Linked DNA regions of Mus musculus: region 1 is linked to region 2. Evidence: chromatin loops called from intact Hi-C (ENCODE). Cell type or tissue: left cerebral cortex. All regions are shown on one strand. Each heading gives the region's core, and the rest is flanking DNA. Links, peaks and the distances in the headings are about the cores only. Region 1 has its middle 44 kb from the start of Gm34507. Region 2 has its middle 47 kb from the start of Gm23186.

Region 1 (10,964 bases), core at 1,067-9,066, 140 kb before region 2:
CATTCAGGTTAACATGGCATCTAGGGTCTGCTCATCATACCTATACATAATTTACTGTGCACCCACACTAACAGATGAGCCCGACTCTCTAACCTGATCCAATTCCCATTCATCTTTCCTAGGAAACTTTTGACAGACATTCACAGCATCTTCTGGGTTCTTTGGTATGCATGTAATGCCCTCAAGGCCGTCCTCTACACTGTAGCGCCTGACACTTGCCAGTGACTGGACGATGGTGACTGGTGAATGGGGTTGGGGGAGAAACGGCAGTCTCCACAAGGCGACTCTCTAGCAGTGACCCTTCAGGTGGCTTTTCTGTGGGAAGAGCTCAGAGAGAAACAGACAGGAAGAAAGGGCTACATCCATGGGCCGGAAGCTCTGACCTGGGTGCTACTCAGGGCTCTTGCATGCATTGCATTTTTGGGTTGGACTTAGGGTTGGATCTTAGAAGCTTTGATTCTAGGAGATAAGTCTTCCTCTGGGATGGTCTGAGGAGCTTTCTGGTCTCTTAGCTAGTAAAGCTGTGAACTAAAAGCCCTCAATGAATCTTTTTCTTTTGCTAAATTCTTTAAGGCAAGCAACTGCATCACACACTTCTTATTTTGACCGCATGTATTGTAGCAACCACCATGTGGACACCCAAAGCCTTGTCTTGTAAGTGATAGTTTAGTGAATATGTTTGCTATTGTGTACCACAGGTTACTAATGGCCTCTCTTTACTGTCAGTGACAGGACATTGATGCCTGGAAACCTAACCATATCTAATTCTACATAAGCTAGTGCCAGTTTTAATGTCCCCTAGAGTCTCCTGCCCTTACCAGTATGGATCCAGGCAGGTTGGATCAGAGAAGCCAGGCCACTGGCTGGGGCATGCAAATAGGATTTCAGGCAGCAACTAGACCAGAGGGTAGTGTGAAAGCTGGCATAAAGTCTGTGGAAGTCTAGTTCCTTTGTACTGGTTTTAAGTTAGAAGCGCTAGGAGTTGGGGAGAAAGCTAGACACAGAAAATTTGGGGCACACCAGAAACTGTGGTGATGAGTTACACTTTCAAGGACAAGCCATCAATCTTGTCTCTCATTGACTTTAGCCTTGGTGACATGAACAACCGCAGAAGTGGCTGGTGGCCTTTGCAGTAACGCTTCACATACTGGGCACAGGGACCAGAGCAGCAGGAAGTTGGCAGGTGTATGAGTCAGGTCAGCAACAGAAAGTACGAGCTGGGACTGTCCCTTAGCGGGTTATCCCGAGTCTTCATTCCTGCCTTAGAAGTGGCCTGCCAGATTTTTCATGGCCAGCCCTAAAGCCAGAACCAGTTAGGTTAAGAAATCTTCAGACATTAAGTTTGCCTTAGCTCTGGTGTTATCCAGGATCCCTGCCAGAAAGAAGTTTCTGGGGCAGATGCGTACAATGTTCAAAAGTGTGGGTGGTGGGCACAGGCTGAGCTGGTAGCTGACGGCTTGGGTCGTCAGGGTACAGATTAGGAGGTACTAGGGTGGTATCCTTCAAACAAACTGGGTGGGAACAATTTCAGTACCTTATACACCCGCAGTTAACATCCAGGGGAAAGCGCCGGGGAATCTAGGCGAGTGACACCCGGGGCAACTCCTGTGAGTCAGGGAGTTTTGTAAACTTTGCAACAGGGAGTGGCATGGGCAGAAGGAAGGCTGTATGCTAGGAAGATATCGGGAACTGGAAGGCTCTTGTTGGCACTTCCAGGTTCTATGCCCTTCAATAAGGACTCGGAGCTGCCGCATGTGGATAGTGGTAGACACAGAGAGAATTAGTTAATAAAGCCTTTGGAGGCAAGGAGAAGGGCTACCCAGTCAGGAAAGGTTAGACTTTCAATAGCAAAGACTATATAAATGATTGGGGTTTTTCTATTGCAGTACCACAGGTTTTTGGGTCATTTCCAAGTGTGTGCATTCCTGTGCATACTCTGTTCCAGGTTGGCCTTGGCGCATGCTCTGTTATAGGTTGGCCTTGGCGCATGCTCTGTTCCAGGTTGGCCTTGGCGGCTGCGGTTTCCAGTGTTTCTGCCAACTGGCTTGTTTCCTATGCCAATATTAATTCTTCTCTCTCCACTTTACTCTCCTGCCACAGTTTTAGATTTATTTATTTATTGTGTTCATTAAGAGGAGAGGGTAGTGCAGGTTTCCAAGCAGAGGCCAGCCTGCAGAGAAGCTGGATAGAAGGGGCTGGTTTTAGAAAAAGTAGAGCGACAGCTCTTTATCATACATGAGGGGAAGAGGGGAGAGGAAAGAAGTGGGGTGAATGTGAACAGGAAAGAAGCAGGAAAGAAAAAAAAAACCCTCACAAACCACGTCTATCTCTGCTAAACAGAAAGGAAACGAGTCCAAGGCAGGGTGGGGAATCTGGATTCAGACCAGAGGGATAAGTTGGCGTCCACAAGGAGAGAACCGACAAGCTTCACAGAGAAACTTGAGAATACCCTCCTGTGAGCAGGAGGCTCTACCCCTGTGAGCTCTCCTCCCTTGTCATTGGCTGAATTGGCTCATCCTAGATGTTCAATCTTAGTGCAATTAAAAGACATTGAGTTCATAGCCTTACCTCATAAGTTTAATTTTCTAATAGGGATTTTGCTCACTTATGAACCTTATTTCTGTATTCCTTTTGCTTTGACATCTGCTAAATAAGGCTGACTAGACAATTGGGTATACCTTCACTCTACAGGGTTGATAAGAGTTTAAACTAGTTGGCTTTCATATTTGAGGGTAGAAATGTATTCAGTTTTCCTGGTTGCTCCTTAAAACCCGGTAGGAGCCTCACGGTCTAAGGTGAATAGGCCTGAGTTGGATCACATGGCTGCCCACTAAAGCTCTGATCTGTGTTGGCTGGGCTAAGTTGGGCAAGCTCTTTCCCTGGTCTGCAGCAGTGGTGTAGTAATGGTACAGATGCCAAAGGAGGTGCCATGAGAAGTGAGCGGAATAACCCACAAAGCCCAGCATGGTGCGGGCATGTGCCAAGACTTGGAGATTACCTGCAGGTGGAGAGGTAGACAGAGACTTGGACAACAGCTGTGCCTGGAGTAGGTTTAAGATACTATCTTCTGGGATCTTTGAAAGGTTCCCGACAGAGCTGGTATCTTTCCCCTAATACCCAGTGATGTGTTTATAAAAAGATAAAGAGAGGAGGGGATATGTTCTATGGAGGTGTGGTGAGGTGTGGGGGAAGGGGGTGCCTCAGCGGGCCCATGCCAAGGCATCCCTTCCCCTACATGATGGTATCGTATAGAATAGAGTTTATTCAGGGCATGGAGAGGTGAGTTAAGAGGGGGAGAGAGAGAGAGAGAGAGAGAGAGAGAGAGAGAGAGAGAGAGAGAGAGAGAGAGAGAGAGAGAGAGAGAGAGAGAAAGAGGAGGAGGAGGAGGAGGAGGAGGAGGAGGAGGAGGAGGAGGAGAGAAGTAGAAAGTAGAAGAGCAGAGGCCAGCCATGAGCACGTGGAGAGAGGGGGTGAAGGGGCGAAGGGACAGAGCTGGAGCAAAAAGAAAAGCCGGCAAGAGAGCGAGGAGGGGGCAAGCAGCCCTTTTTATAGTGGGTCAGGCCAACCTGGCTGTTGCCAGGTAACTGAGGGGTGGAGCTTAGACACAATGCTAACACCCAGAGTTTTCTGCGTGGGTGTTGTGATATGATTTGTACCTCTCAGCTCTTCCTTAGTTAACTCTGTTCTTTTGTTACTAAGTGTTTGGTGTAGAAGCGCTCCCTAGGAGAGCCCTCCCCTCCTCCCAGGCTTTTGGAAGCCCGACCCTGCTTCCTCTCCCAGATTCCTTACCCACTCCTGCTTGCTCAGACATGTGTCTGCGTTCAGACTTCCAAAAATATGACATCTGGAGCCCATGGGAGGTGGGTGCCGATGGTGGTGGAGGAATGAGAGGAGGAACTTGGGTAGGAACTCCTGTGGGACCAGTGAGCCTGGAGGGCACAGAGGCCACATCCCCTGCCCTCTTGCATAGATAGCAGGCTGCTTGCTGCAGAATCCGACTCTCACAGGCGGTGAAACTGGCGGGGAAAGGGGCTAGAGGATCACTGGTTGCCAAGTCAGGGTTGATTTCTGGTTGCATGTAATCGTGGATGCACACGGGAATCCCTACCCCCCACCCCAGTGTGGTGGCACACGAGGAACAAATGTTAAGTCTGAGCGTAGTTTGGGTTGAATGGTTTGTCTTAGGGATCAGGCCTTTCGTCCTTTTTTTCTCCTTGTGAAGGATGGGAGGCTGTGAAAACTATTTTATGCAAAGTAAGGCTGTCTACATTCTCTGCCGAACTGTAGAAGAAAAAGCAGTCTGTGAGAGTTTCCTTCTCCCAGAGGCTGGGCACGTCCATGTGTGTACTGCTTTTGATGAGATCTGCTGTTTTGCCCACGGCAGTCATCCGTAAAAACACCCCTTTCCTACGCACAGCCTTCAAGCCTCTGTACGCCGTGCGCTTTGCTCTTTATTTTTCTCATCAAAGCCAAGCAGAGCGGTGGTTTGCCTCGGTAAAACCTCTCCTCTTTTTGGCTCTCTGCCTGGTTCTTCCCAAGCTACTTGGAAATAAAGGGGGAAAAAAAAATTCAGACTAGTTTCTTTTTGTTCTTGACTGATTCATGGGTGGAGGGAGGAAAGGATGGGTTTTCCGTCTGAAAACACAGCACGGAGTTCCAGCAGGTTTACCATTTTTCTCTGCCCTGAAAGTGTGGCCCCAGAACAGCGCCAGGTACACAGCAGGTGTCTGGTGAGAGCAGAGTCCGGCACAAAGCATGTATGGGCTCTGTCCTGTCTGCGTGTAGGTGCCTTCGAGCGAAATCTTGGAGCGTATTCACACACATATAAATTAAACACGTTTGTGGCTAAGCTCCTGTGTGTCTAAAGCCTTTTTCATAGCGTGCTGTGATATAAATCAGTTTCAATAGTGTTCAGCCCCAAACAAGAGTTATGTAGGGGCAGGGAAATCAAAGCAGGGTTTTCTTAATTATAGCACTAGATTGAGAGAAGCTATTGACTTGCGGGATCTCATTATTTGTCTTTCTGTCTATCCATATATCCATGTGACTAGGGTAGTCAAGGGGTCAGAAAGGAACACGGCTAGAAATATGGTACCTCTAATGGCGCTGATAAGAATCGGAATTGGCCTGAAGCTCAGCGGCAGGTTGTCTATGGCTAGATGAAACCAAGCCAGCGGTGCTGGGAGGAAGAACTGTGTGTACGGGTTTGCTAATATCACCGTGTGAAGAAAGAGGTTTGTTGTCACATGTGTGCTTTGAAAAACGGAGAAACCAAACCAAATTAGCCAACCAACCAAACAAAGCTGGGAAAGGAGACTCTTACGTGTTTCCAAAAAGGAAAATTCACTCTGGCCTCCCTTCCAATGCTGAGCTCCTGCCTGAGAGGAGGAAGCCCATTAAAAGAACGTATGTGTGTCTAGGACAAGGTCACAGACTTATTGGTTTTCTGAGGCACAGCATAAATACAGCAGACAAAGAGAATTGGTTTGCCTTTCCTGATGCCTTGTTCCATCCTCGAGGCTGAAGTGTGGGCAGATTTCTGATGCTGGCTGTATCTGTGCACAGTGGGGCCCAGAGTCAGAAGTTTCAAAATTAGGGAAGAGTCAAATGTTGCTGCAGCAGATAGATCTATCACCTAGACACACACTTCATTCATTGTGTCCATGACTACACTCTTGAACAATTGGTGAGGTTGCTCAGATGGGAGTGGAGCCCTGTTCCTGCGGCTCAGTTCTCTCCGAAGCTCTTTCCTGGGCAGATGGGGTCTCACACGGCTCCCCAGTTCTCCTCCTTTGCATTCATCTGGCCAGCCACTGTAGCCTGACTGATACCTCGATCCTCCATCTGTCTCTTGGTTACTTGCATGGTGACTTTATCTACCCAGGATCATCAGTCCCCAAAGATGCACTTTTGGCCAGCCGAACACTAATTTGCTAAGGATTAAAGTTTAGTTTTAAGTTTTTGTTTTACCATTGATTAAATAGCAATCTTCTTAAAAAATTATTATCCTACATATATGGGTGTTTTGCCTGATTGTATGTCTGTGCACTGTGTGCGTACAGTACCCACAGAGGCCAGAAGAAGGTCTGGATTCCTGAAAGTGGAGTTGCAGATGGTTGTGAGCTGTTATGCAGGTACTAGTAATTGGTTTCTCTAGAAGAGCAGCTGATTTTTAACTGCTGAGCCACATCTCCGTCTCTGATAATAATCTTCTTAAAGTAGTTTTTAATGCCTGAAGGTCTTCCCCAAACATGATGCAACTTTACCTCAGTGACTTATTGTGTATGTGTGTGTGTGTGTGTGTGTGTTTGTCTCTGTGTGAGTCTGTGTGTGTGTATGTGTGTTTGTCTGTGTGTGTGTGTGTGTATGTGTGTGTGTGTGTTTGTCTATGTGTGTGTGTTTGTGTGTGTGTATGTGTGTTTGTCTGTGTGTGTCTGTGTGTGTATGTGTGTGTGTGTGTGTGTGTGTGTGTGCACGTGTGCGCATATGCACAAGCAAGAGGCCCACTTTGTGGAGTGACTCTTTTCTTGAACCTTTACATGGGTTCTGGGGATTGAATTCAGTTCTTCAGGCCTTCCTGGAAAGTGCTTTTTACCCACAGAGCCATCTTGCTAGTCTGGTTAAAAGATGGGGGCAGGGAAGGGTTGAATCAAGGACCCTGTGCTTGCTAGAAAGCACTTTATTGCTGGACTACCTCCCTCCCAGAATTTCTAGATTTATCAGTTATACCATGTTGTAAAGCTGGGGACCTTCTATGACTTTTTTTTTTTTATCAATGCCAAATAGCTCTAAGGCACTGGTATCTTGAGTCAGTGTGAGCTAGTGCGCTTTTCCCAGCCTAAATTCTTGTGTCCATGAATGAGAAACAGCAGCATCTACTTTGCTGAACTGAATAGCAAGGTACAAGGCATGAAGTGCTTAGCTCAGTGCACCCTGGTCTGTGCTCATTAGCTATGGTGATCCTGTCTTCACTGTGCCACCCAGGCTGGCAATCCACTGCTGGACTTGTTCAACCCTCTTGCCTCAGACTTCTGAGTTGCTGGCACTGCCCCTGTCCACGGCTGTACCTGTTAAGTGAGGGGGGCTGTTAGTCATAATCACCTTGACGACAGTGTAATAACTACATGGACATGTGTGGATAGAACTCTGCAAATGTTTTCTGTAACAGTTCGATATCATTTACTTGTTCCTGGATGACCAGGCACTAATGACAGTCTGTAGAAGCACGGGAATAGGCATCTCCTCTTGACTTCTTCCGTCTGGAACCTTCTGGTAAATGCATATCCACTGGGTTCTGGCAGTTTGAACTGGTGCTCCTTATGAAGACGTCCTTCCTCTCTTTACACAAAATGTACTCGACCACTTATATAGTTACATATTCCCTTGCGCCCACATGCTCAGCGTGCAGTTTCTGTTGACAGGCAGAATTCTCTTAGGTATGCTTAGGGACTGTGTGGTGTGGGTTTGGTCTCATGTTGTTTGTATTATGTTAATTTGGGCCCCCCAAATTGCCTGAGAATCCACACGTCCCTGAGGGAACTCGGCCTCCAGTTGTTTTGATTGGAAAATAAAGTTGTCAGTGGCTAATGGCTGGGCAGGGAGACAAGGGTGGGACTTTAGGATTCCCAGGTAAGAGACCAAGGAAGGAGGAAAGAGAAAGGAGGGGAGAGCTGTTATTTTGGAAGAGGAGAGACACCATGTCTGAGAGGTACACTGCAGAGAGCATAGCCACAATGTGGGAGTGGGGGAAGGAGCCCCCAAGCAGACCCTTTGACGGGGTCTAGGACAGCAAAGATGGAATATAGGATTAGTAAGTAATAACTCAGGAACATTGGGGTGGGGTTGGATCAGTCAGGTGGAGGTTAAGAAGAGGCCCAGCCATTGAGCTGTTTAAGGCATATAAAAATATAAGGGCTGTGTGTGTGTGTGTGTGTGTGTGTGTGTGTGTATTTCATTCAGGAACCCAGAACACAGGGGTAGGTAGCAAGGAGCGGACAATGCCACTGGGATCGATTTGAGTAGGATTAATTAGGCACCACTACAACTGTGGAGCTGTCAAGCCATCTAAAAGCCCACCTAGACTTCTCAGCATCCTTTTGGGCATATTGACACTGGAAGAAAAAGGCCACAGATTTACAATTAACATACCTGAAAGGGAGAACAAAGTCTGAACTGCACAGATGGTCCAATGAGGGAGGAGACAGAGTGATGGGCTGAGGACTGGGGTTCCAGGGGACAAATGACCTCTGTCCATGTGTGTAAGTTGTCCTGAGGATGAATGAAGGCTGATGGTCCTGAGGGTGAAGGTTGTTGGTCCTGAGGGTGAAGGCTGATGGTCCTGAGGGTGAAGGCTGATGGTCCTGAGGATGAAGGTTGGTGGTCCTGAGGATGAAGGTTGGTGGTCCTGAGGGTGAAGGCTGGTGGTCCTGAGGGTGAAGGTTGTTAGTCCTGAGGGTGAAGGTTGGTGGTCCTGAGGGTGAAGGTTGGTGGTCCTGAGGATGAAGGTTGGTGGTCCTGAGGGTGAAGGCTGGTGGTCCTGAGGGTGAAGGTTGTTAGTCCTGAGGGTGAAGGTTGGTGGTCCTGAGGGTGAAGAGGTTGGTGGTCCTGAGGGTGAAGGTTGGTGGTCCTGAGGGTGAAGAGGTTGGTGGTCCTGAGGGTGAAGGTTGGTGGTCCTGAGGGTGAAGGTTGATGGTCCTGAGGGTGAAGAGGTTGGTGGTCCAATGGATGAATGTGGGTGGTCTTTAGGATGAGCTGGTGTAAGGGCTTTGGAGGAAGAGGCACTTCCTCTAGTGGAGAACTTGGCTGATCTCTGGGCTCCATAGAATACTGTTTATCTTGCCCTATCCCTGTATTCTTGGATGTCTTTCACTCAAGGTCCATTTCGCATTCCTTAGCCATTCCCTTGAATGGCCTCTTTAGCTTGATACATAATTGGTACATGAACTGACTATTTCCAGAAGCGAAGTTCTGTCTTAGCAACTAGCGGGGAGGGAGATTTAGTCATCCCTGGAGCCTCTTTACATTCCATTCTCTCTGCCAACAGCTCACACCCAGCTTTGTGTTTCCAGCATGCCCCCCTGGGTCCTCTTACTAATTTCCTCTCTCTTTGCTGAGAGATGTCCCTTGGCCCTCTACAGGGCAGAGGTGATGACATACAGGAGCCAAGGGCATGACTTCTCCTGGATCACTCCTGGCCCATGTCTCTCAGGGATGTGGCATTCCTGAGCTGTGTCACTATTGCTTTGTAGTAGGCAAATAACTATAAGAACAAAGATTTCAGCTTAACAATAAAAGGGCACATGAGAGCGTACATAATAAATGTGTTCCTGAAAAGCGTATCATTGAAGTGGTATAAATAAAATCACATTTGAAGGGAGCCAGTCCAGCTGTTCATGTTCTTGTTCAGATGGCAGTGCACCTGAAGTCTTGATGTTCTTTTTAATGCAAACACAGAAGAAAGAAACATTCTGTCATTCCATGTCAGCTGGGGACAATTTCATCAACAGAATGTACTATTCTGCCACATTTGTGATGTGCAAAAACCACAAAGCAAAAGGGACCTTAAAACCTCTCTGGTGTCAAATGTGACCCATAGGTTCTGTTTCATTCAATAATGGCTTAGTGTGTTTTTATTTTCTTAGTCATCAACTTTCCTTCAAGAGCAATTAACTGGAAGCTCCACCAGATGTCTACGAAAAAGGCATGAAAGGACAAAATTAAAATGATTAAATTTAAATTCACCAAGTTTAAGCACTTCTCCATATATCTAGAGTATTTTGTCTTTTCTATTTTTTTTCAGAGTCTCATGTAGCCCAGGCTGGGTAAGTATCCCAGGATGACCTTGACACTCTGAACCTCTCACTTCTACCTCCTGGATGTGGGGATAGGTGGGGATAGCCAGTGTTTCTTAGGTTAATGCTTAGGAACCAGCAAGGGCATGTTTGCTAGGCAAGCACTTTTCCAGTGTAGCAGCCTCCCCTGCCTTGTTTGCTGGGGATCCTGTCATCATTGGCTTAGCAGCTAAACATGCTTCCATTTATAGGCAATGCTGCATGGCACTGCAAGACAACTCACTGAAGAACTTTTTTTTTTTGTAAACTGAAAAATAATTTGTAAAACAAGTGAAAATTCTCTTGAGGTTTTAGTTTGTGGTTTGACCGTGGCACACACACACTTTTCCTTAAATTCATAATCTATGTGTCAGAGTTCAATTGGTTTATTTAAGTAGGCAAGTGACATTACAATATAAGAGAAATCATTCTGTGTCATGCATGCACTATTAGTCCTGAATTGGAACTCACCATGTAGATCAGGCTGCCCTCAACCTAGAGGAACTTTTCTTGCCTCTGCCCCTCCCTCTGCCTCTTGAATGCTAGAATTAGGGTGCATGCAATGGTGTCTGTCAAAGATACAACAGTTTAATGCAAGTCTCAGAAAACTACTAACTAACCAAGTTAGTGTCAGCTGGGATATGGTAAGGCATGCTCAGTCAAGAGTTGGAGTTAAAGCACATGGTTATTCTGTTAGTGTGATTTCCCATGATCCTTATAGACATGTAGTCTTAGAGCTACTAGAATAATATTCAACAAGTCAGTCATGGTCTCTGAGATCAAGCTTCTGCTGCCGGTTTGGCTTGTGGCAAACAAGTTCATCCTTGATTTCCTCTTCCACAAAATGAGAATAGCAGTCAAACGTATGCTAAAAGGCCCCTGGGAGGATGAGAATCAACTTGGAGAGTGTCTAGCTGTAAGCGAGGCCTCGGGACATAGTAGCAATTGTTTATAGCTGTTAGTCTGTTTTCTGTTGCCACAACAGGATGCCATACACTAACTTATAAAGACCATTTCTTGTGTTATTGGAGGCTGAGAAGCCTAAATAAAGCTGTCAATGTCTGCAGAGGGCTTTGTTGCTATGGCAAACCATGGCAAAGAACTTCACATGGCCAAAACATGCCTTCTTTGTTG
Region 2 (10,964 bases), core at 1,215-9,214:
GAATTGGTTCATTTGTGGATTAAATAAAGATGTAGAAGGTGTAGCCCACAAATCTGATGCAGGATTAAAACAGAGATGTGTAGATGACACCAAGAGACAGGATCAGGACTCACAAAATCTCAAGCAAAGTAGGTTGTGAATAAGAAGAGAGGATTTCAATCTTGGCTCTGGTGTTTATAGCTGACAGCAGGGTACAGAGAGGGGATTGGTGGTGGGAAAAGACCTCATGTGTGACTAGCAAGTCTAGAGATGTCTGGAAAGCTGGAGGGAAGAAATAGTCTTATTACCATGATGCCAGGTGATATTTGAAATATTTAATGAGTCAGTAGCATGATATTTTAATATGAAATAGAGACAAATTGGAACTATTTAATATCTGGAAACCATAATACAAGACTCATTCTCTCTCTCTCTCTCTCTCTCTCTCTCTCTCTCTCTCTCTCTCTCTCTCTGTCTCTCTCTCCCCCTGTGTCTGTGTGCATGTGTGTGTGTGTGTGTGTGTATACATGTAGAAGCCAGGGGACAAAGTTGATGTTTTTCAAGCGTCATCTACCTTGTGTTTATCAGACAGGGTCTCTTATTGACCTCATGTTTGCTAAGTAGGCTAGACTGGATGGCCAGTGAACTGTGGCCCCACCCCCTGAGTGCTGTCATTTTGTGTGAGTACTACTATGATCAGGTTTTATTTATTTATTTTATTCATAAGTTCATGGGATAGAACTCGTGTCTTTGCAACATAGGGAAAACACTTTATCGATTGATGCATCTCACTAGACCATGATAAAGAGCCAGTTCTTGAGAAAATAGGAGATGGCTGTTTGAAGAGCAGACAAGGGTGGACTTCCCATCCTACCTTCTCACATGTAGGTGAGGCAGATCGAGGTTCTTGATGACAAGAAGGAGAAGGTGGTCGATGTCAATATGGAGGTAGATTTTCGTATTTTAACAATTAAGAGATGGAATAGTAATTGAATGAGTAGATACAATTTCTACAAAGCAATAAATTCATCTCTAGATTTATCCTTTGCTATGGTTGGACTCCCAAATGTCCCTTACAGGCTCATGTTTGAATAATCCTTCTGCTCTTGTGAGGCAGTTTTAGGAGGCTGTGGAACCTGTGGGAGGTGGGTGAGCCTATTAGGCGGGGGCGGGGGCGGGGGCGGGGGCGGGGGCGGGGGCGGGGGCGGGGGCGGAGGCGGAGGCGGAGGCGGAGGCGGAGGCAGTTCACTTGGGGAGGTTTGAAAGGTTTTTCCCCTCTCTGGTTCCCGCTGTAGTCTCTGCTAGTTGATCTGCCATGGTGTGAGCAGCCTCTGCCACATTCTGCTGTCCTCGTGGGTGAGAGGATCGCCATACCTTTTCCTTTTCCTCCATGATGAGTTGAAACTCCCTGAAACCAGGAGCCAAAATAAAGCTGTGTTGTTTGTCAAGTTTCATTCCAGCAATATCACAATGTTAAAGTAATGACTCCACCTCCCTCTGTGGAAAGGCTTCTTTTTAAAATTTGGGACAAAAACTACCTAACTTATTTTTTCTTTTTTTCTGACTCTAAGAGGCTAGGATTCGTCCTTAGCCCTTCTTGGAAAAACAAAGCCAGGTGCTTTTGGGCTGCCCACGTGCATGTAGCCAACCTGTGTACATTGGGCAAGCACTTCTCATTCTCTTTTCTTAAAGAATTATTATAAAGTTCAAATGAGAAGGAAACAGATGCGTGGAAGCAGAAAGGTTTGTCTCACAGGATTTCATTTTGACAATTTCCAACGTTGATTTCCCAGACAGCTGCAGCCCTCCGCGGCTCCGCCTGCTCCTGCCTCACACCTCTGATGATTCGTCCCCTGGAAAGTTTTGTTCAGCCTCTCATACCCTTGGCTTTGAAGCCATCTATCAAAACTCTCTGCCAGGAACTGCATTAAGATGTTGGCAGCAGGTGGCTGCTTCTCCCCAACTCCCCTGTTCCAACCGACAGGAACACTGGGGAGGGGTGGAGAGATAGCCTGTGCTTCTCATTTAGCCAACAAAACGTGGGTTATGACGCTCCCTCCCTGGGAACTTTCCATAAGATGAGGGCGGCTGACCTTGTACAGCACCAGGGACTCCTTTCTGTTACAAACAAACAGACAAACAAGCAAGCAAACTCTGGCGTTAAATATCCATCCTGCAGAGGCCACATCATGTTGCCCTGGAAGTTCGTGCATTTGCCACTTCCAGCAAGGGCTGTAAGAGCAGGACCACGCCTTCTGTACGCAGGAAAGGATGAAGGCAGTTTGTAATCCTATAAAACACTTTGAGGCTTTCAAAAGGTGTTATATACATCAATAAATAATAATAATTTTCACTCTTTCTTCTTTGTAATACTCCCTCAGAAGGTTGAAAATAAAATTTCTTTCATTATTGATTTTATCCTTCTATATTTGACAAACATTGATTTTTTTCTTCCCCTTTCTTAATGGAGCAGAAGCTGACATAGTTGTATTTCATTTACTTCGCCCTCCAACCCCAGTGCCATCCCATTAGCAGGAGGACTCCAGGCACCTGCAAAGCTGCCCACAGTGGTTGTTTAACTGTAGGGCGCTGGGTCTTAACAAGAATCGGCTCTACACAGCAAGCACATATTAGCTTCCTGCTTTGTCACTGCCAGTCTGAAGACTTCAGGAAGGAAGTTAGCTCAGATATGGGGTTTAGTGTGTGTCTAACACATACATACCCTGTGACTAACACATGCAGACCCCATGGCTAACACATGGAAGACTACATGACTAACACATGCAGACAACATGACCAACACACGCAGACCCCACATGCAGACCCACATCTAATACTCACAGACCCTATGACTAATACATGGAAACCCCATATTTAAGACATGCAGACCCCGTATCTAACATATGCAGACCACACGACCAACACATTCAGACCCCACATGTAATATATACAGATCTTGTCTGACACTATTACCTAACACACCCAGATCTCATGACTAACACATGCAGACCCCACGTCTAACACACACGAACCCAATGTCTGACACACACAGGATCCATTTCCAACACTGCAGAGCTAGTGTTGTCATTTTCATATCATCCCATCCTTTAACAGTTCTCTCTAGTCAGCACAGTTAGGGTTAGAAAACTCACCAAGCAAACATCTGCTGGGGAGACAGACACAGTGCACCTTGGGTAAAGCATGCACAGCTCATGGAAGCAGTGGCCCTGGGGCCCTGAACTTTGCCTTTCCTGTTTTCAGCACAAGGATTTGAATCTTAGACACTTTGCACAATTTTCTCTCGAGGATGCCTTTGAAGCAAGCCACATGTTGTTTGTGCAGCATGCTCTTTACCTGCATGTGGTCTGTCTTATCTCCATGGCCACCATGTCTGAAAAAGTTTGAGGTGACTGTTACAAAGGAGTAAAACTTTTCAGGTTTTGACTACGTGGACAAAAGGTGAGAGTTGAAGTAATTATCCCAATAATGAAGGTTAAAAAGGCTTCCTCCTGAAAACCCAGGTAATTGTAACTAATGTCTATTTTGGCTTGAGTCAGCAAGATAATAGCGTCGACTCTGCCCTTCCCTTTGCACACCCAGCCTTCCCTGGCTTAAATTTATGTCGTTTGCATGTTGGAGCCTCAGTAAATCTCCGCTGTGCATTAACAACAGCCGAGCCAGGCAGCTGGTTTGCCAACTGAGAGGAGAGAGCAAACATGGATCAGCTGTGTCTGGTCTTTTCCTTTTAAGCCATTTTAGCCCACGCACTCAGTGAGTGCGGGGATGCATTTCTGCAGAATTCCTGGAACTCACGGGTTTTTAGAGGCGTTTAACTTACATATCCACGCTCATGGAGACAGTTGGGGAGGGTGGATGTAAAAAGGCAAAAATTGCTGTGCTCTCTAAACAGAGAGTGGGTCTGAGGGTGCGTCATTCCCTTGTGCTAAATATACATCTCCTCTGCCAGAGACGCGGGTAAGAACGCTGCCTAAGTAGGTCAGGCTGAGCCTGGACTTTTCCGATGGCTTGAGAGCTACATCATGAAATATCTCCTTCAAAGCCCAGATTCAGTGTGTGTGTTTGTTATGTCTGTATGCTTGTGTGTGTATGAGTTCATAAGTCTGTGTTTGTATGGCTGTGTGTGTATATGTGCATGTCTCTGTGTGTTTATGTGTGTATGTGTTTGTATGTATGTCTGTGTGCATGACTTTGTGTGTGTTTGTGTGTGTATGTGTATGTCTGTGTGCTTTTGTGTGTGTGTCTGTTTGAATGTCTGTATGTCTGTGTGTTTGTATGTGTCTCTGTGTGTGTCTGTGTATATATGGGTGTTTTGTGTATGTATGTGTGTTGTGTCTATGTGTCTGTCTCTGTGTGTATGTTTTTTGTTTTTGTCTAGGTGTTTGTGTGTATGCATTTGTGTGTGCATGTGTGTGTGTGTCTATTTGTTTCTCTCTCTCTCTCTCTCTCTATATATATATATATATATGTATATATGTATCTATGTACCCATGTGTATGAATGAATGCATGTGTGTCTGTATGTATTTGTGTCTGTTCGTCCATATGTGCATATGTGCATATATGTACATGTATGTTTCCATGTGTGTGTATGCTTGTGTTTTGTTCTTAGGAAGTTTTCCATCACACTCATGGTTCCCGTGTTTTCATGTTTTCAGGCTCTGAATTTCTGTCCATCTATCTGTCCGTCTCCTAATGTGGCAGGGAGAAGAGATAACTGAGAGGTAGTCACAGTGTAGGGAGGCTGAGAAAGGACAAGGACATTGTAGAGGACAGATGGGGAGCTCAGGAGGCTCCCAGGCCCACAGCACCATCTAGGTCTGCCTTTTGGCTACAGGAAGTTAAAAGAGGAGAACTACAGAGAAGCCCCTCTGGGCTCTGCCTCGGATGAAAGTCCTGCACAGATAGAGGTTAGCTGAGTTCTCCTTCCTCCCACTCTTGCCAGGGCTGTTCTGAATTCAGGATTCTGGCAGATTTAAACCTTTCTCATCAACAGTTCTAATGTGTGATCTACCTGTTACTTCCCCAAATGATGTCTCTCTGACTCCTTTTTTTTTTTTTTTTTTTTGAGGGAGGGAAGTTTCTCACCAGCTTGTCATTCACTTCACCCCACCCACCCAGACACCCACCACTCAACCAGCCTGGTGAAAAGAGATTAAAAAAAAAGATCTGGATTCTATACAGATTTGAGAAAATGCTCCAAGCTTTTTTCTATGGTGTGATTTATGGAATGTCACATAACTCTGTAGTATTCTCATCAAAAAGCCTCAGGCTTCAGGTGAGGCGGGTCATCAATGAGTGCTGTTATTGTAGAACGCTAGAGAGCTCCCGAATGAGAGGCTGTGCATTTTCCTGTGCTTGCATTGGCTGCCATTGCTGGTGTTCTGGTGGTACCATTAGGACCCCTAAGAAAGAGCGGTGTGACTATTGCGATGAAACCATGCTCGGTCCTGAAGTGTGTTTCTCTTCTACTGCATGCTAACTTCAGCCATTGCTTACTGACTACTGGTACTTGCTGGTACAGCATTCAGTGTATCACGACGAGGCATCTACTCTCTCTTATAGCATTGCAGGGCTCCCCAGCACTAAGTCCAGGGATCTCAGTTGTGAGATCCTGGGGAGGAGAAGGCTCCTGAAGAAGGAGTTAGCACGATTGTGTGAGGCTCAGTTCAGGCACAACTGACTCCTGCTTAGAGCCAGAGGACATAGGCTATAATCCCAGCCATAGCCTCTCTGGCCATGGACAGCGGCTTCAATCTCTTTGGTCCATCCATTTCTTTACCTATATTTTATAAAGATGGAGTTGGTAGGTGGATTTGGAGATAATTGGTACTTCTATCCCCCCTGCCTTATATCCCACACTTGAAATGCCTTAGTTATTTTAGTTCCAGAATCATTTGAGGCTTACAAACCAGGACCAGGTTCAAGGGTAGGCTTTAAGTGATAAACTAAGACTCTTAACTATGTACCTAACTTTTGTACTTGTGGACTGCTGTCTTCTGAGCATAGCATGGCCACTGTTATCTTTACAAGGGCAGCAGTGACTTGGCTTGACCCACACATGACTTGGCTCATCTGATCAGGCCTATCTGCACTCTGTCATAGAAAAAAGGGTGGAGGAAGCCGTTACACCCTGACCTGGGGTTACATGTCTTCTCTCTGTTAGGCCCCCTGCTGCCTTGCTTCTGCCCTAGTCCTGGGTGGTGGTGGCTGTGATGACTAGAGTGTAGAGAGGATAGGAGATTAACTGACAGGCAGAGGCGTTTATGAAGCTTTGGGACATGGTCACCCATACTAGCCTGAGACTTTTACGAAATTCTGCTGCCTGTGATGTCATCTGTATTCAGGTACGTGACCTCCCATCTTGCTTCTGTGATGAAGCCATGCAAACCGACTGATTGGACTTCGTTGGACTTTGGTGTGTCCTCGGCACCTTGTCTGGGGTGAATAGACATAGTCAACATTGACTCTCATGTCCTCTCACAAAAAGTTAACTTGATAGTGACTTCTCTTGGGAAAGTCCCCCTAGAGTACAATGGCCTCTTCAAAGGAATGCTAATGCTGGAGAAAGTCAAGGTCCACCTCTCTGGTCTCAATTTCCTGTATTCTACTGAGAATCCAGTGGTAGAAAATGAATGGCCCACACAAGCCAACTGATCCCAGAGGGAAGAGCCCAGAATAAGCTTGCTGGCACAGGCCCATTTACTCACCCAGCAGTTATCCCCTGTGGCCTGGCTCTGGAGATAAATGGAAACTTCTAGAATGACTTAGTTTCCTGAAAGCATGACTGGGTATCCATGAAAAGAGATCAAGACAGCACCTATTGGAACCTATACACTTGGGACCAAAATGACACTTCATTTTGTCCCACAGGTGGGTTGTTGTCCCCTGCAGAGGACTAGAGATTGCTTCCCCTAACCACCAGCTGAGCACATTTCCCACAGATGTAATGAGTGCAAATTTAAGATTTTGAATTTTGATATTTATGATATGTATTTTCTCATTACTATCTGCTTGGGTTTGTTTAAGCTCAGGTAGGGAGAATGAAAAGAGGGAGCGAGGAGAGAGCAATGTGAATAAACTTGTGCCTCAGTCACTAAGTATAAGGGCATGGGAGATGAGGCAGGGGGATGCCTGCCCTCTGTCTTTCAGAGGGTGGGTGTGGTCAGTTCTTTCCTCAGCATTCATCTCTGGCCGATGCAATTCAGTTACTAGGGGTGAAGTGTGCATATCATTACTGGATCATGTGGTAGCAGGCGATTTTGTGACATTCTGCTCATGACTTGGATGGCCCCCCTCGGAGGGACCTCTATTCAGCAGAAGCTTCCATGAACATGCGCAGAAGGAAGTGTGCTGTCTGAGCGCCACTTACTTTTGTTTATCTTTGATTTTCTCTCTTTTCCTCCCTCCTTCCTTTCCTCCTCCCTTCCCCCTTTCTCCCTTCTCCCCTCGTTTTCATCCCTCCCTTTGTCCCTTCCCCCTCCTTCCTTTCCTCCCTCTTTCTCTCCCCTTCCTCGGTTCCTCCTTCCCTCCCTCCTTCCCTACCCCCTTTGACCCATGCCCTCCCTTCTCCCTCCCTGTTTTCCTCCCTTCTTCTCTCCCTCCTTTCTTCCCTCTCTCCCTCTTCCTCCCGCCCCCCTCTCTTTTTCCCCTCTTTTCTCTCTCCCTCCTTTCCTCTTAATATTTATGAATGTGGACAAAACATCAAGGAGCTTATTACTATGTTTTTTTAAATTTTTTTTTTTTGTGCTTGTCCTAAGGCCACATTATATATTCCACCACTTAAGTAATTCCAGCTCTGAATTCTGGTCCCTGTCAACTGAATAGTGAGCCTTGAACTAACACTGAAAGATGGTAGAAGATAGCAGGTGGGAAGGGGAAATCTCGACATCATTGTTGTAATCCCACCATACTAGGTGTCTCTCTTTCACAAAGCTTTGCTGGGCCTCTCCCACCCCAGGGCATGCAGAAGGTGGGAATAGGTAGCCCATGCTCCTAGCTGTTTATATTCTCCTGTCTGAACTCTGGTTTTGAGATGAGCCATTGAAGCCCATAATTTATAGAATTGGAAGACACATGGAAGCTGTTGGGCATTGAAGCTGTGACCAGCTTTTGGTACAATGGTAACTAGAGAGCCACATGACAGCTGCAGCCACAAGGCACAACATTTAAGTCATTTCCAGATATAAGGAGGAAACAGATCCATAGGAGGATCAGCAGAGATGGGAATCCTCATAACTTTCAACTTCATGAAATACTCTGGCTAGATCCCTAGAGAGTCCTCTCTCCTAATAAATCACACTTTAATTAAGCTCACTTGAAAAGCTCTTGAGTCTACCAAACAGTCTTACTCAGACATTGTGTGACCCTAGTCCAACCACCATGCTTCTCTGGACTCAGTTTCATCTTGTGTAAAATGAGTCCATTAACCTCCTGAGTCCCTTTAGATTTCAGGAATCTGCACTTTTAATTATCAGTGGTGGTCATCTATGAAGCCCTATAAGCCAGACACACTTGACAATTCTGCTCTTCTTTTGGTCCTGTCTACAGAGGCCGAGTCTGATGGCATGGTTAGTGAGAAGAACCATCTACTGCCAATCAAGGTTGTGTCTAAATAGATCTGTGGGGAGAGGCACTTCTGACAAATGGCTATGTGTAGGCTGGATGAAAGACCTCCACAGGTCTATCCTGTCCTGCATCTCCAGTAGGCTCTGCTAATATAAGAGAGAGCTGTTGGCAGACCTGAAGCATTCTCCCTCTAAACCAGTGCCATGGAGTAAGTACAGCCTTGTTGATTGTATATCAATTTGATGGACTAACTATGGAACAGTAATTAAGCCAAAGAGAACATTCAGAAGTACTTATTGCTACTTGCTGTCTGCTCAATCCCCAGAGTCCTAAATAAATAGAACCATGAGTTTAATTAATACCTGCAGGTCTGATTATCCATTTACACCAGGCCATAGTAGATCAGAGGTTAAACTTTCAAAGATATTTGGCTTTGTAGTGATGTTGAAAATGTCTGCATTAGCCTGTCGCCAGAGTCTGCATCCTGTGTCCTGATGCGTCCTTGGGGTTCAATGTCGGGACCCATAAATCAAAATTTGGGTATTGCGATAGGGAAGCTCAGGCTAGTAGCATTGCCTGGCTGTGCACTCATTATCTGCATGTTCTCTATGCTCTGCAGGCCCAGAGACTTTGGATGTCTTCCCTGGTATTCCTAATGTGAGTGATATTTCTGCTGGTAAAGCCTGCTAGTTTCTTCTTCATTGCATCTCAAATCTAGTTTCTAAATGTCTTAAACAAGTAGAGGAAACTGCCCAGGAGTTGGGATATCCCCTGGGATATAGAAATGAAAGCCACAAGGCTTCCCAGATGCTACATCACTGTGCCTAGTGTAGGACCACTGCTCAATAGAGCCAATGATTGTGGTTGTGTTCATCATTGAGACCTTCACTGGAGGGTCTGGAGAGATGGCTTGGTCAGGATAATGCCTACCATGTGAAGATAAAACTGGAGTTCCTTATCTCTAACACTCACATAAAAAGCTGGTGGTAATGAGGAAGGCCTTGATGCAGGCAGTGAGGGTAGAAGGTCCCTAGGGCTTTCTGGCCATTTATCTCGCAGAATTGGTAAGCTTTGGGTTCTGGGAAAGAATCTGTCTCAAGGCCAGCTCCACCATCTTCTGCCTGAACCCGGCAGAGGCCACCAAGGGCCCCAAAGGACTATCCACTCCGCAGGACCCCTAGCATACACAGGACCTTGTGATCACTGGAGAGCATGTGGGTGACAGAAGCAACAGAGCTTCTTGGACAGGGTCCCATAGGACCTTCATCCTCAGCCAGGAGGCAGAGCTGAGACCCAGACCCCTGGGCACCTTCCTTACCAGAGGAGAGTCACCTAAAGGGAGGGCTCTGACCCCAGGACTCAGGAGGTGGATTAGAGTTCCAGACTTCTGGACAACTGCCCTACAAGAGGAGAGCTTGCCTGCAGAGAGTGCTCTGACCACTGGACTCAGGTGAGAGTTGGATTCCCAGGAGTGCTGACAGAGGCGAACAGAATCACAGGAGGAACAAGCTCCAGCCAGAGACAGCTAGAATATTGACACCAGAGATTACCAGATGGCGAAAGGGAAATGTAAGAATCTTACTAAGAGAAACCAAGAACACTGGGCATCATCAGAGCATAGTACGCCCACCGCAGTGAGTCCTGGATACCCCAACACACCAGAAAAGCAAGATTCAGATTTAAAATCATATCTCATGATGGTGGTAGAAGGTTTTAAGAAGGGCATTAATAACTCACTTAAAGAAATACAGGAGAACACTGCTAAACAGGTAGAAAGCCTTAAAGAATTACAGGAGAACACTGCTAAACAGGTAGAAGTCCTTAAAGAGGAAACACAAAAATCCCTTAAAGAATTAAAGGAAAACACAACCAAACAGGTGATGGAATTGAACAAAACCATCCAAGATATATAAAGGGAAGTAGAAACAAAAAACAAACAAACAAACAAATAAACAACAACAACAACAACAACAAAAACAGAGGGAGACAACTCTGGATTAGAAACCCCAGGAAAGAAATAAAGAACCAAAGATGCAAGCATCAGCAACAGAATAAAAGAGATGGAAGAGAGAATCTCAGATGCAGAAGATGCTATAGAGAACATGGACACAAAGAAAATGCAAAATGCAAAAAGATCCTAACTCAAAACATCCAGGAAATCCAGGACACAATGAGAAGACCAAACCTTTGGATAATAGGAGTAGATGAGAATGAACATTTCAACTCAAAGGACCAGCAAATATCTTCAACAAAATTACGAAAGAAAACTGCCCAAACCTAAAGAAAGCGATGCCCATGAACATACAAGAAGCCTACAGAACTCCAATTAGATTGGACGAGAAAAGAAATTCCTCCCAACACATAATAATCAGAACAACAAATGCACTAAATAAATACAAT

What was found. A loop is a pair of places that touch in the nucleus more often than their neighbours do. Peaks named below come from ENCODE experiments on the same cell type or tissue, not always from the same donor. Only the 100,000 strongest peaks of a DNase experiment are listed, where the experiment ranks them.
Region 1: it touches region 2 in a loop (2.3-fold over the local background); 1 of 42 quality-filtered maps calls a loop at or near these places.

The regions. Positions count from the first base shown.
Region 1 is chr17:4,859,274-4,870,237 of GRCm38, reverse strand. No RefSeq gene overlaps it. Among named protein-coding and RNA genes, the nearest start is that of Gm34507, 44 kb to the left of the region's middle. In left cerebral cortex, for the core only: no CTCF peak of the experiment used is centred there; DNase peaks (open chromatin) are centred at 1,992, 3,855, 4,412 and 9,010; H3K4me3 peaks cover 706 bases; H3K27ac peaks cover 956 bases.
Region 2 is chr17:4,719,393-4,730,356 of GRCm38, reverse strand. No RefSeq gene overlaps it. Among named protein-coding and RNA genes, the nearest start is that of Gm23186, 47 kb to the right of the region's middle. In left cerebral cortex, for the core only: no CTCF peak of the experiment used is centred there; DNase peaks (open chromatin) are centred at 1,844, 3,246, 3,822 and 5,056; H3K27ac peaks cover 1,023 bases.